Linked DNA regions of Homo sapiens: region 2 is linked to region 1. Evidence: chromatin contacts called from ENCODE Hi-C or POLR2A ChIA-PET data. All regions are on one chromosome and are shown on one strand. The core of a region is the stretch at or near the end of the contact, and the rest is flanking DNA. Distances in the headings are between cores, read along the strand shown. Region 1 holds the start of VPS45 (vacuolar protein sorting 45 homolog). Region 2 holds the start of H2BC18 (H2B clustered histone 18).

Region 1 (5,943 bases), core at 308-2,807:
AGGAACAGGAATGAGCATGTAGAATTGCTCATTCCAACAGTAGCCTAGCTGGCTATAGAGGAGAAGCAGACCTAGGACATAGGAAGGCTGGATACACATGGGCAGATCAAACCAACAAAGTAGGGCTTTAATGGCTGGGCTAAATATAGATTTAATCATGGAAGTAACATCAAGCCACCACAGGTTCCTGAGCATAAATGTGAATAAAGTGGCAAAGATTCAAGACACTCATAGCTGTATATAAAATTAAGTGTTGATGGTGTTCAATGTGACAGATACGGAGGTTAATCCAGGAATAAAGTAATGTGGGTCTCCGTTAAGAGTAGTTCATTAGTGGCAATGGGAATGGCTGTGAACCTAAAAAACATCTTGAAGGAAGAACTGGCTGTAAGGGGTCAACTGAAATATGGAAACAAAACAAGAAAAATGAAGGTTATAACACTGATGAACCAGGATAATTATGATGCCACAAATTATGATAATACAAATTTATTTTGCCTTCTTAATGCTTTCAGATCAGAGTGTTCTGCATCTGCCTGGGCAGATGGAAGCTCAGTTTATGCAGTACCTTTGTAGGTCGAAGAAAACAAATTGCCTTCAGGTGTTTCATGATCTCTCGATTTTGAGAATCAATGCGTTCAAAGAGGTACACTTCCTTCTGTAGAATCTCCGATTGTGTGTATACCATACTCACTATGCCAGTCTGTAAAAACAAAAGATTAACTAAAAGTATGCTAGTCTAGAATAATAAAAACAAGTAGCACATCTAACCCTCTTTTTTCATTAATACTTAGCTGGATAACTTAAATAGTAATATACGGAAAACATTTACTGAACATCCAAACAGGTAGGTAACATACGAGAATGAAAAATACGCTCTATCCTTTCAGCTGAAGCTTCAAGATTAAAAACAAAAAACATGGTCTCTTTGAACAGGAACAATCCATAAGTTTCCAAAAATATTTTTTTCTATCACCTTAAAGAGTTTTGTTTTCTGGTCTGTGGCCAACAAATAATCTGTCATTTCAGCTTGAGCTCCAACAGCTTTACTTTAAAAACACAATGTTGAGTGGAAACAGTAGGCCCATCCCAAAGCCTTCCAAGTGCTCTGACATATTAATGATTTCTTGGCGGGGACATTTAGAAAAGGATTTCTGATTCCAATAAATTGTTCCGGGTAGAAGTAGTCTCTAGGCAGTGGCTGGAGCCATGTAGACTGAAAACCCACCGGGCAAGCTTTATATAAACAACTTTTCAATTCCACACAAACCGACCCTCATTTTCGTATGTTTAATTAAATGCTAAGTCCTACAGTGGAATGGGACGAGCAATTGTAAGGTTGAGAGGGTTCCTTCACAAATGCTGAGCAAAAGCAAACTCACCGTCTCTTTATCCATGAGAAGTACTTTCATACCAGGCCCGCTGTCCTCTATCATTTTGGAAATGTACTGCTTCACAGCAAAAACCACGTTCATGGCGGCGAATTGACAAGTACCCTACAGCCCTTCCCGCCCCCTTTTCTGGCTAAATTAACCCCCAGTCTGTTGGCCGGGTCTCAGCTGCTTCCTCCCAGCCGGGATTCGGCTTCCGGGAGTCCGGGCAGCCACGGTGCTGGGAGTTGTAGTTCCGCTGGAGTGTACAGGGGACCAAGCCTACCCCGGGGATGGAAAAATCCGGCTGAGACGGCCTGGGCCGCTGCCACGCGCGGGCGTTATTCTCCACCCACCTGCGGCCTGAAGATGCCTGAGGCCCGGACTCTCAGACCCCTATTGCCCTTTGGTGCTGGAGGCCCAGCGGCAGCCTGAAGCCCAAGAGAGTGGAGCCTCGCGAAATGAGGAACCTGGCACAAGGTTTGCTTGGAAGCAGGAACGACGGAGTGTGGCTACGTGCCCTATTTGCCATTAACGCTTTCTTGCATGGCAGTGAGAGATGAGGGCAAGGGAGGTGGCATAATGCTCCCGGCCGCTTGGGACTCGGAGAGACGGCATTTAATAAATCACACGCGGTATTTGCGAAACAGTGGTCGAGATTCGTCTTCCCGGGTTCATTGCGTCATTAATAGGCGGGAACAGTGCCCCTGTGTTGAGGCTGCAGAGGCCCTAATTGGTTTTCCCAAGACAGAGGGGCATATGAGATTGAACAAATATTTGTTGAATGAATGAACAAAGGGAACGCCTTTTAGGGATGTTTCTGGGGGAAAGGCCTGAGGTTCTCCAGGAGGGTCTGCAGCTAGGGTCGGCCGTGGGGGCTCGCAGCCCGCGGGACCACCGGACCTGCAAGCGTCCCCCTGCCCCGCCCCCGCCTCGGCGCTCTGAGCAATTGGACTCTGCCAGCTCTAACTCCGGCGGGACTCTGAAACTCAGGCAAGAGCCGAGGTGACTGGGTCCTTTGAAATGGGTAGGGGACACGTATCCGGTAGAACTAAAACTAGCGTGGGGATTTGAAGCCAAAACTCTCAAGTTTTTACTGAATCTTAAAACCATCAACTTCCAAATGTCTGCATTTGTCTTTACACCACACAGGTCTCCCCTCTATCATGGCATTTGTCGAAAAGGAGGGTAGATGTTTGTTTTTCGCACCTTTACTTTGGGGAATTGTAAAATCAGGAAGATAATAAGAAACAATTGTTAGAAATCAGTAACTAAAAATGCTTATGAATATTTCCACCAAAATAATGACCAGTGTTTGTGAGGTCAATAGATTCAGGATTACCAAATAAATTCTTTCATTATATTTTAAGAAGTACACAGTTAAAATAGACCAATAGCACTTTAACATTAATCAGCTTAAGATTATGCAATATTATATATAATTCTCAAATCCCTTAAGGGAGATCAGAAACTACTGAAATATAAGAGATTTTTGTCACCTCTGAAATTGTGAAGAATATGTTTTTTTTCTTTCAGCTTTTCTACCAAGTAAATAAAGCTTCCCTTTAGGCATTTTACTAATTTTTAGATGTGTTTTGAAAGAAAAGTCTTAAGTTATATATTAAAGTGAAAATGTGAATCTTTAAATGGATACAAGAAATGTTATATGAACATTCCATTCTTATCAATTTAAATGTTCGTATCTTACAGAAAACATGGAAACAACGCTAATGAAAATCCTGTAAATCCTGTAAATTACTGATATTTGAAAATTCACTGCCAATCTCCTATGTCACTTGGTTTTTATTTTTCTTACCTATAATTTAGATTGCAGTATAGAAGATTTTTCCCCATTTTCTGTGCTTTTTTAAGAAAGAAGGAGATAAAGACTTGTCTATGAAATTCGTGCCTTTTTAAACAATAGTCAGTCTGTAAGCAATAGATGGAAAGAATCTTTATCCTTTTGATGATTTATACTTGGGCACATAACTTTTTGAGGGACGAGGAAAATACCTACTTGACACTTACTAACTCATTCCATTTCACATAAAATTTCATTGATGTCAGTGGCAGTGATATTTTATACATTGAGCGATAAGATATGGAACATAAACATTTTGAACAAAATAATTATTACATATTTAAAGGGTGCTGTGATGGTCCTGAAGTTAGACAGCATCCTTCCTTCCTGAAGAAAACCACACAAGCCATTTTAAATGTCTCCAAATTAAGAACTTCTTTTGTATCCCCATACCTCTAAAAATAGAACTGAAACCAATGATAAAATCCAAGCTCTTGCTTTGTGACTCATCCAGGATAAACCCAGTTACTTGTTTTGTTGCAGGCAAGTGACAGCAAATCCAGAATATGAAGTGCCTACTTATTTTTAATTTAGGGTATAAGTAAACTATAATAACAAGAAATATTTTCAATAGTAAAGACATTAAATTTAAAAAATAAATCATGACATCCTTCAAATATGAATGACTACATTAACTTAAAATCTTCAACTTGAAAAATTTGTTTTCACTGGGTCCAAGAAATCAGTGCTTTAAGGATAGAAAACAGGAAGTCAAAAAATGCAGTATTGGTCAGGCACGTGGCTTACTCCTGTAATCCCAACACTTTGGAAGGCCAAGGCGAGGCCAATCGTTTGAGTCCAGAAGTTCAAGACCAGCTTAGACAATATGATGAAACTCTGTCTGTACAAAAAAATACAAAAAATTAGTTGGGCATGGTGGCCAGCGCCTCCAGTCCCAGCTACTTGGGAGGCTGAGATGGGAGGATCACCTGAGCCCAGGAGGTTGAGGTTACAGTGTGCCACTGCACTGCAGCCTGGGTGACAGAGTGAGACCTGTCTCCAAAAAAAAAAGCACTATTTACATTTGTACATTTTATTTAGGCTTGTAAATATGTAAGTTAAATAATCAGGAATGATTATCTAAATAATTAAATGTACTTCAGCTTTCTCCATGTATACTATTTAGAGGTTTAACTGCCCATTTTGTGTTTAATCAAAATCATGATTTTCCCCCACCAGAGCTCAAGGCTTCAACACAAAACAAAGAATATGTAAATAAGCTTCAGCATAATTATAATAACAATATGGCCAACTCAGTTATTTTAGATTATTAATTCTCTATTTACTATAATCCTTGTTGCTTCATGTTAACACTTCTCTCATAAGCCATGGATAGGAAGGAAGTAAAGATGAAATTCAATGAAACTGAAGTTAATTAGATTTCCTACTTGATAACAATTGAAAAAAATATTTGCATAAAGAATGGCAGTATTGGCCAGGCACAGTGGTTCATGCCTGTAATCCTAGCACTTTGGGAGGCTAAGTCAGGAGGATTGCTTGAGCCCAGGAATTTGAGACCAACCTGGGCAACATAGCTAAACCTTGTCTCTACACAAAATTTAAAAATTAGCTAGGTGTAGCGGGTACATCTGTGGTCCCAGCTACTTGAGAAGCGTGCGGTAGGATTGCTTGAGCCCTGGAAATCGAGGCTGCAGTGAGCCATGTTCATGCCACTGCACTCCAGGCAACAGAGTGAGACTCTGCCAGAAAGAAAAGAAAAGAAAAAAGAGAAGAGAAGAGAAGAGAGAAAAGAAGAAAGAAAGAGAAAGAAAGAAAGGATTACTTGTGTCATACAACTAGTATTTGTGCAGTGTTCTTAATTTCTCTAACCATTTCTTCATCAGATAAATGGTAATAACGTAACCTACCTCATGAATTTGTGAGAATTAAATGAAATAATGTGCAAAAAAGTATTTTACACAGTGCCTGGTGCATAGTAAATGCTCAATAAATATCAGCTTCGATTATTAGAAATCAAAAGGTAAACATGTTTTAGCTTATTTTTCACTTATGGTTATATGTATTTCCCATTGACAAGAAAATTTAAACATAGAATCAATTTCAGAAAATGTCATCCATAGCTTCTAAATATAATTTCCATTAAGACTTGATCTTGTATTACTATACAATAATAGAAATACTAATGGGAAGATTTGACCTGCTCCATCATAATTTGTAAAACATGCAATTTTTATGAAGAAAAAACTTAGGAAAAATATGCTTCAAGTGATTTCAGAGGCTTAGTGTCTACGCAGCCTCAAATCAAACAGAATTTGTTAAATTTTCATCACAGTTCACCAACTGTGATGTGCTGAGCTTTATGGTAGCAAAAGCATTTAATAGCTTTAAATCATTGAGTAAAAATTATCTGCATGAAGAGTTCTGTCTGCACATTCAATAATTTCAGTGATTCCACCTTTCTGAGTAGGTAAATTGATAATAGCCACAGTGAGAATATTATAGCTGAGTTGGCTTGTAGCATGACTACCAACCAGCTATCAAATCCTGTGCAGACTCCTTTAAAATAACGATCCTGAATTCATACTTTTTATTACAAATAAGTTCACCATTTGTAGCATTTTGAGATGGCCAAAGAAACTGGATTTCTGTATTGCAACCACTCCACAGCAAGAAACATTTCTTTTTTTTTCTTTGAGACGGTCTTGCTCTGTCACCCAGGCTGGAGTGCAGTGGTGCCATCTTGGTTCACTG
Region 2 (5,943 bases), core at 2,457-4,956, 260 kb after region 1:
CTGCACAGCCTTATAATTTCTGCTGAAGGACACTTCAAAAATTTTAGGAGGAATATTCCGTCTTTGTTACAACTGAAGAAAAGCAGAGCTTCTTTTGCACCATAAAGTTGCTTCTGATATAGTGGTGGATTGAGACCTTTCACAGAAATGTCACTCTAGTGTCCAATGTGGGGACTAGGTGAAATTGAACTAACAATTGATCTGAATTCTGTTATTAAAGATGACTTTTAAGGCAACTATACATCTGATTGTTTTATTCTGAGAAATGATACCTATAGCCATTAAAGTCTGATTGAATGCCATTTTCTTATTTAAATGAACACATCCTACATTATGGTCAAGACTGCATACATCATAGAGAAAGTATATTGCAAAGAAATGTGATGCTTGGGTGGGCTGCTTTGGGCTATCATCCAGATTCCATGGGGTAGTTTTCCCTTCTAATGGGAATAGTTGGGTGTAGATGTTTGAGAAATACTAGATGATGTGATTGCTTGATGGGAAAACGCTTTTGTGCTTTAAACTGTGTTGGCTGGGTGCGTGGGGCTCATGCCTGCAACCCAAGCACTTTGGGAGGCCGAGGAGGGTGGATCACCTGAGGTCAGGAGTTCGAGACCAGCCTGACCAATATGGTGAAACCGTGTCTCTACTAAAAATACAAATAAATAAATAAATTAGCTGGGGGTGGTGGCTTGCGCCTATAGTCCCAGCTGCTCAGGAGGCTGAGACAGGAGAATTGCTTGAACACAGGAGGCAGAGGCTGCAGTGAGCAGAGATCCTACCACTGCACTCCAGCCTGGGTGACAGAGTGAGACTCCATCTCAAATGAAAAAAAAAAAAAAAAGGTATCCTCTAAGCCTAATGAAATAGAAAGTTTCATCATTACAGTTTCATTCTTTTGCTTTAGAATATTACACAGGCTTTGTTACTTACCCAGGACAAGCCATAATTTCTCTGAGACTCAGTTTTCTTATCTGTAAAGTGAGAAGAGTAACATCTATTTCACAGAGTAGGGATTAAATGATAAAGTGTATGTAGAAGAACTTTAAACACTGAGTAGTGCCTGCTGTCTGTAAGGCATTATTACAAAACTACCACAGAGAGGGATAACATTTGTTCACATCAGTTACACTTTTGTACATTTTAGATCTCTCGAGAGGAGGATGCTTCTGCCCATGAGAGACTCTTGAAGATATTAATTAAGCTCACAGATTTCTACTTTGTGTTTAGTGTTCAGGAAGTCCCCTTGAAATCACTTTTACTTTACTTTGACTTCAGTAGGAAGATAGTTCATAATGACACCATCAAAGTAAGTTTTAAGCGTTTCGGGCCTGCTTTTCTCAGGTTTGAGTTTTTATAGTTTGTAATGATTTTTTTAGTAAAATAAGGATATGATTAAAAGTTTTATATTAACTACTACAACTTTTAAGTATCAGTTGCTTCTACATAACCACTATGATATTTACTGTTCTGAACAATACATACTTCAAAGCACATGAAATTGAAAAAGCAAAGCATCTTTACTCTCTTCATAGAGAACAGAAAAAAAACTAAACTTTTAAGCATTATAAAATACTTTATTGAATAAAATGTTAGCAAGTCAGCAATTGATGAATAATTTGCTTTGAAACTTGAACTTGTAATCTGGCTAATAAGCACTAATTTACAAACTATTCTACATTGTAAAGGAGAAATGAATTTCTGGTGTTGTCCTTCTTTGATTTAGAAGCTTAACATCTGCAGGACCTAATTGGCCATTGATGTGAGGTTGAGGAAGAAGGAACCACATCGCAGGGAGAAAAGACTAAAGGAAGGCAGAGGCTCTAATATCAGGTCAATATAGGTCAGCACACTACCCACATGAAATGGCTTTGGCTGGGTTCCAAGGTCAAGTAAATAAGATCAATTTTTTCATTCCTTCAATTACATATTTTTTTGCTAAGCTTCGGTCATTCATGGTATACAATGCATCTAACTTGCTGAGCAAAATGCCAGACATGAAATAAATGTTAGCTATGGTAGAAGAGCTACAGTAACAGGTAACCTGAAACAGGCTGATAGCTCATAGAAGGGCATGCTTGAATTCGGGGAAAAAAAAAATCTCTGTTAAAATGGGATGCAAAACACTTTATACATTGCTTTTACAAAAGTTAGACTAATTTAAAGGAAAGTCTTCAAAAACAATCCGTGATCGATAAAATTACAGAAAAAAATCAGGAAAGGGGGAAATAATAAGGGAAGAAAGATTAGCAGAACAATCTTCCGCCCCAGTAAAGAGGATTGAATTTTAACCAATGAGATCACAAGTTTGAAAATTTCCTTTTCAGGCCCAATCAAGAGGAGACTATGTCTATAAATATGACTGCCTAGACCCTCTCCTATCAATGAGACAGCATGGCCCGTACTAAGCAGACTGCCCGCAAGTCGACCGGCGGCAAGGCCCCGAGGAAGCAGCTGGCTACCAAAGCGGCCCGCAAGAGCGCGCCGGCCACGGGCGGGGTGAAGAAGCCGCACCGCTACCGGCCCGGCACCGTGGCTCTGCGGGAGATCCGGCGCTACCAGAAGTCTACGGAGCTGCTGATCCGCAAGCTGCCCTTCCAGCGGCTGGTACGCGAGATCGCGCAGGACTTTAAGACGGACCTGCGCTTCCAGAGCTCGGCCGTGATGGCGCTGCAGGAGGCCAGCGAGGCCTACCTGGTGGGGCTGTTCGAAGACACGAACCTGTGCGCCATCCATGCCAAGCGCGTGACCATCATGCCCAAGGACATCCAGTTGGCCCGCCGCATCCGCGGGGAGCGGGCCTAAGGCATATTTTTAAGTGGTCGATCTAAAGGCTCTTTTCAGAGCCACTGCCGTTTTCATCAAGAGCAGCTGTACCGGCTCTCCATCTGATGTGCGTCTGCCTTGCGCAGCGGTCAGGGGCCAGGGGCACTCGTGGTGGGTGACGTTACAGAACCCAAAGCCCAGCCGTGAGTTGGCCGGCAGTAGAGAAAGCCGCAGAGGCATGGTCCTTGTGGTTCCGGCCGAGCGTTTTCACGCTGGTTTAAGGCTAGAGGTCCGGCTCCCAATTCTGTGGGTAAAGTTTTGCATGGGGGCAAGAGACTATGGGGAGTTTCTAGATGTGGAAGATCCTGAGTGTAAGGGTGGGGCGAGTCCCTTAAAAATTATAAACCCGTTTCCTGGTTTATTTAGGAACTATAAGCTTAATTAAAGCTCAGCATCTTCCTCATTGCATACTACAGGCGGTGTCCAAGCCAGAATAGTAATTTAAGCGGGCGGGAGTAAATATCTGGCGATTTTTAAAAATGGGTGAGGTAGTATTTCAAGGAAGAGAAAAAAATTTCCACAAAGTATAGAATAAAAATGCAAAAACGAGGCAAGAGAGTTAACTTGTCTAGCTGGCGTTAAGATTTCTTCCGTATGCAAGTCTAATGGAAAGTGAAAACCAAGAAAAAACCCCAAGCCGTAGAAACTATCGCTTCACCTAGCTTAAAACTGGTTAGTGTGAAATGGACCATTCTGATAGGATAACAAGACTTTTGTTACAGTGACCATTAAGGAAGCAAGACTAGAATCTATTATTTACATAGACTCCACCCCCTCTGACGACACCGTTGTAAGTTAACCAATGAAAGCGCAGCACTTTGCGAGTCTTCATTTGCATACGGGCTCTATAAGTAGCGCATAACCAGCCCGTTTTGCGGTAGTTCGGATTACTTCTTTAAGTCTCTTTTCTCTTTTTTCGCGCAAAAATGCCGGATCCAGCGAAATCCGCTCCTGCTCCCAAGAAGGGCTCCAAAAAGGCTGTTACGAAAGTGCAGAAGAAGGACGGCAAGAAGCGCAAGCGCAGCCGCAAGGAGAGCTACTCCGTTTACGTGTACAAGGTGCTGAAGCAGGTCCACCCCGACACCGGCATCTCGTCCAAGGCCATGGGCATCATGAACTCCTTCGTCAACGACATCTTCGAGCGCATCGCGGGAGAGGCGTCCCGCCTGGCGCACTACAACAAGCGCTCCACCATCACATCCCGCGAGATCCAGACGGCCGTGCGCCTGCTGCTGCCCGGCGAGCTGGCCAAGCACGCCGTGTCCGAGGGCACCAAGGCGGTCACCAAGTACACCAGCTCGAAGTAAGAGTGTGCAAGGGACGCAATAGATCAACCACCTAACCCCAAAGGCTCTTTTCAGAGCCACTTCAGTAATCGAGAAAGCAGCTGTAAACACTTGTCAGAGCGTTTGATAGCTTTTGGTCAGGTAGGGAGTGTTACCATGGTCACGGATGCATTCGGGTTTAGGACTAAGGAGTTTCCTGTAGTCCTGTAATGAGTTGGCCCTCAGTCATCCCCGTCCAGTCTTACTGAGTTGCTTGTTATCTGTGCTACGAGATTCGAAAGGTTTGACTCGTTCTGGGATATTTGGGAGGGATGGAGGGAAGGAGGCGGGGGGTGGTTCTACACCCCTTCGGCCTTTAACCTGTATCTTTAAAGTCGTTTTCCTTTTTGTTTCTGAAAGTAATGAACGAGATGAGATTTCCCATACAGATGAGAAACCCTCGGTCCGACCTCTTACTATTTCTTAGTGTTTTAATCTGTTTTCCTTACCATATACCTACAGGCGTCTGTCACAAACTTTGTCTAATATAGCCATGTGCTTTCGTCCCTTAGCCTTTTTGCAAGTCCTGACTTAGCCATCCTCCCCTAACTTCCATTCCAGTGACTTCAAACAGGGAGATATATTGCCACCACCCCACCCCCTGTGGAGTATTTGGCAATATCTGTAGATGTTTTGGGTTGTCAGGTGTGTGTGTGTTGCGGGGGAGGTGCTAGAAGTATCCAATGGGCAGAGGCCAGGAGTGCTAAGCATAAGGCACAGGACAGTCCTCTGGGGGGACAAAGAGCTACCTGGCCTGTAATGTCGATCTTTGGTGATTGAGAGACCCCAGCGCCCAAAGACATCCCTAACCTTCAGGATTTAATCCTCTTCAGTCAAACGTTTCCTTAACCCTATCAGCCCATGTTTTTCTTTTCTTGGTGAAAGCTGAGCACTTCATAGGCTGTTTACAGGTCCTTCTCCACAGGAAAATACTTCCTCCAGGACAAGAACCCTGTCTTGGTTCCAAACTTTCCCAATTATAAGAGTCACCTTTGCGCTTGTTAAACCTGCTTCCAGGTGCTTCTCCTGAGGTTTCCTGATTCAGCTAGACTGGAGGTGGGACCTGACGAGGTGGTTGGTTTTTAGTGTTCTCAGGAGTGTGGATGTTTTAATAGGTGTTGGGTCCTCATGTTAATCGACCTGTGGGTGTGTCACAGTCTTTGTGTCACAGATGTCCTGAGAAAGGAAACAATTTGAGGATGAGTGGAGGGGAATTTGTGGTGTAGAGAAGGCCACAGTTAATATGTGGGGTGAATTTCTGAAGACCTCTCAGTTCAAAACTTGAATAACTCAAGACTCATCCTGACAAAAGCCAGTGGATGTTTCTTTTGCCAAATAAAATATACCCTTGGTGCAACTGGAAAATCTTAGCTTATAATTAACTTGACAGCCTTTGAAATTAAGCCATTCTTGATAAATCTTGGGGGAATTAACAACTTTGTGCTTAAAATGAATTTTACTAATTTTTATGATGTTGAAATTCAAATTTACACCCAATTAAAAGATATAAAATGCGGTATACATGATTTTTTTTTTCCACTAGAAAATAAAGATTCCCAGTTTAGTCATCTTTTTCTGATCACCAGACAAGAGGTCAGGGAAAGATAACTGAGAATCCAAAATTTCCGTTGAAAGTAAAGAAATCATATATAGCACATTCTCTGGTAGGAAAGGTTACTCAGTAAGTGAGACGGCCGAGGTGGTCTATTTTCTATACAGTTGGGCCATAAGAGAATTTATCCAATTTCCTCCTAGCTTAGGGTCCTGAAGTCAGGAGTTCCTTTTTTCTTAA

The links. Hi-C counts contacts between places; a loop is a spot of excess contacts on that map. ChIA-PET counts read pairs that join two places held with the same protein, here RNA polymerase II (POLR2A). Pooled maps may share reads with other maps.
Region 2: a loop to region 1 is called in a map of CD8-positive, alpha-beta T cell, with 17 times the contacts of the local background. The contact joins the promoter of H2BC18 here to the promoter of VPS45 in region 1. A Hi-C loop is called at or near these places in 1 of 168 maps with a recorded cell type or tissue (CD8-positive, alpha-beta T cell) and 4 of 50 pooled maps. POLR2A ChIA-PET finds 5 or more read pairs at or near these places in 1 of 52 experiments (PC-9).

What each region holds. Positions count from the first base shown.
Region 1 is chr1:150,063,390-150,069,332 of GRCh38, reverse strand. VPS45 (vacuolar protein sorting 45 homolog) reads right to left here and starts at 1,557. Exons shown (of 15, transcript NM_007259.5): 1 at 1,383-1,557; 2 at 569-703. The coding sequence starts at 1,475. It also overlaps a transcript of OTUD7B not described here. RefSeq lists an enhancer at 1,601-1,930 and a silencer at 2,141-2,380.
Region 2 is chr1:149,810,133-149,816,075 of GRCh38, reverse strand. It overlaps H2BC18 (H2B clustered histone 18), which reads left to right and starts at 3,706. Exons shown (of 1, transcript NM_001024599.5): 1 at 3,706-4,197. The coding sequence starts at 3,753. The coding sequence ends at 4,133. H3C13 (H3 clustered histone 13) reads left to right here and starts at 2,383. Exons shown (of 1, transcript NM_001123375.3): 1 at 2,383-2,851. The coding sequence starts at 2,395. The coding sequence ends at 2,805. RefSeq lists enhancers at 2,454-2,743, 3,967-4,046.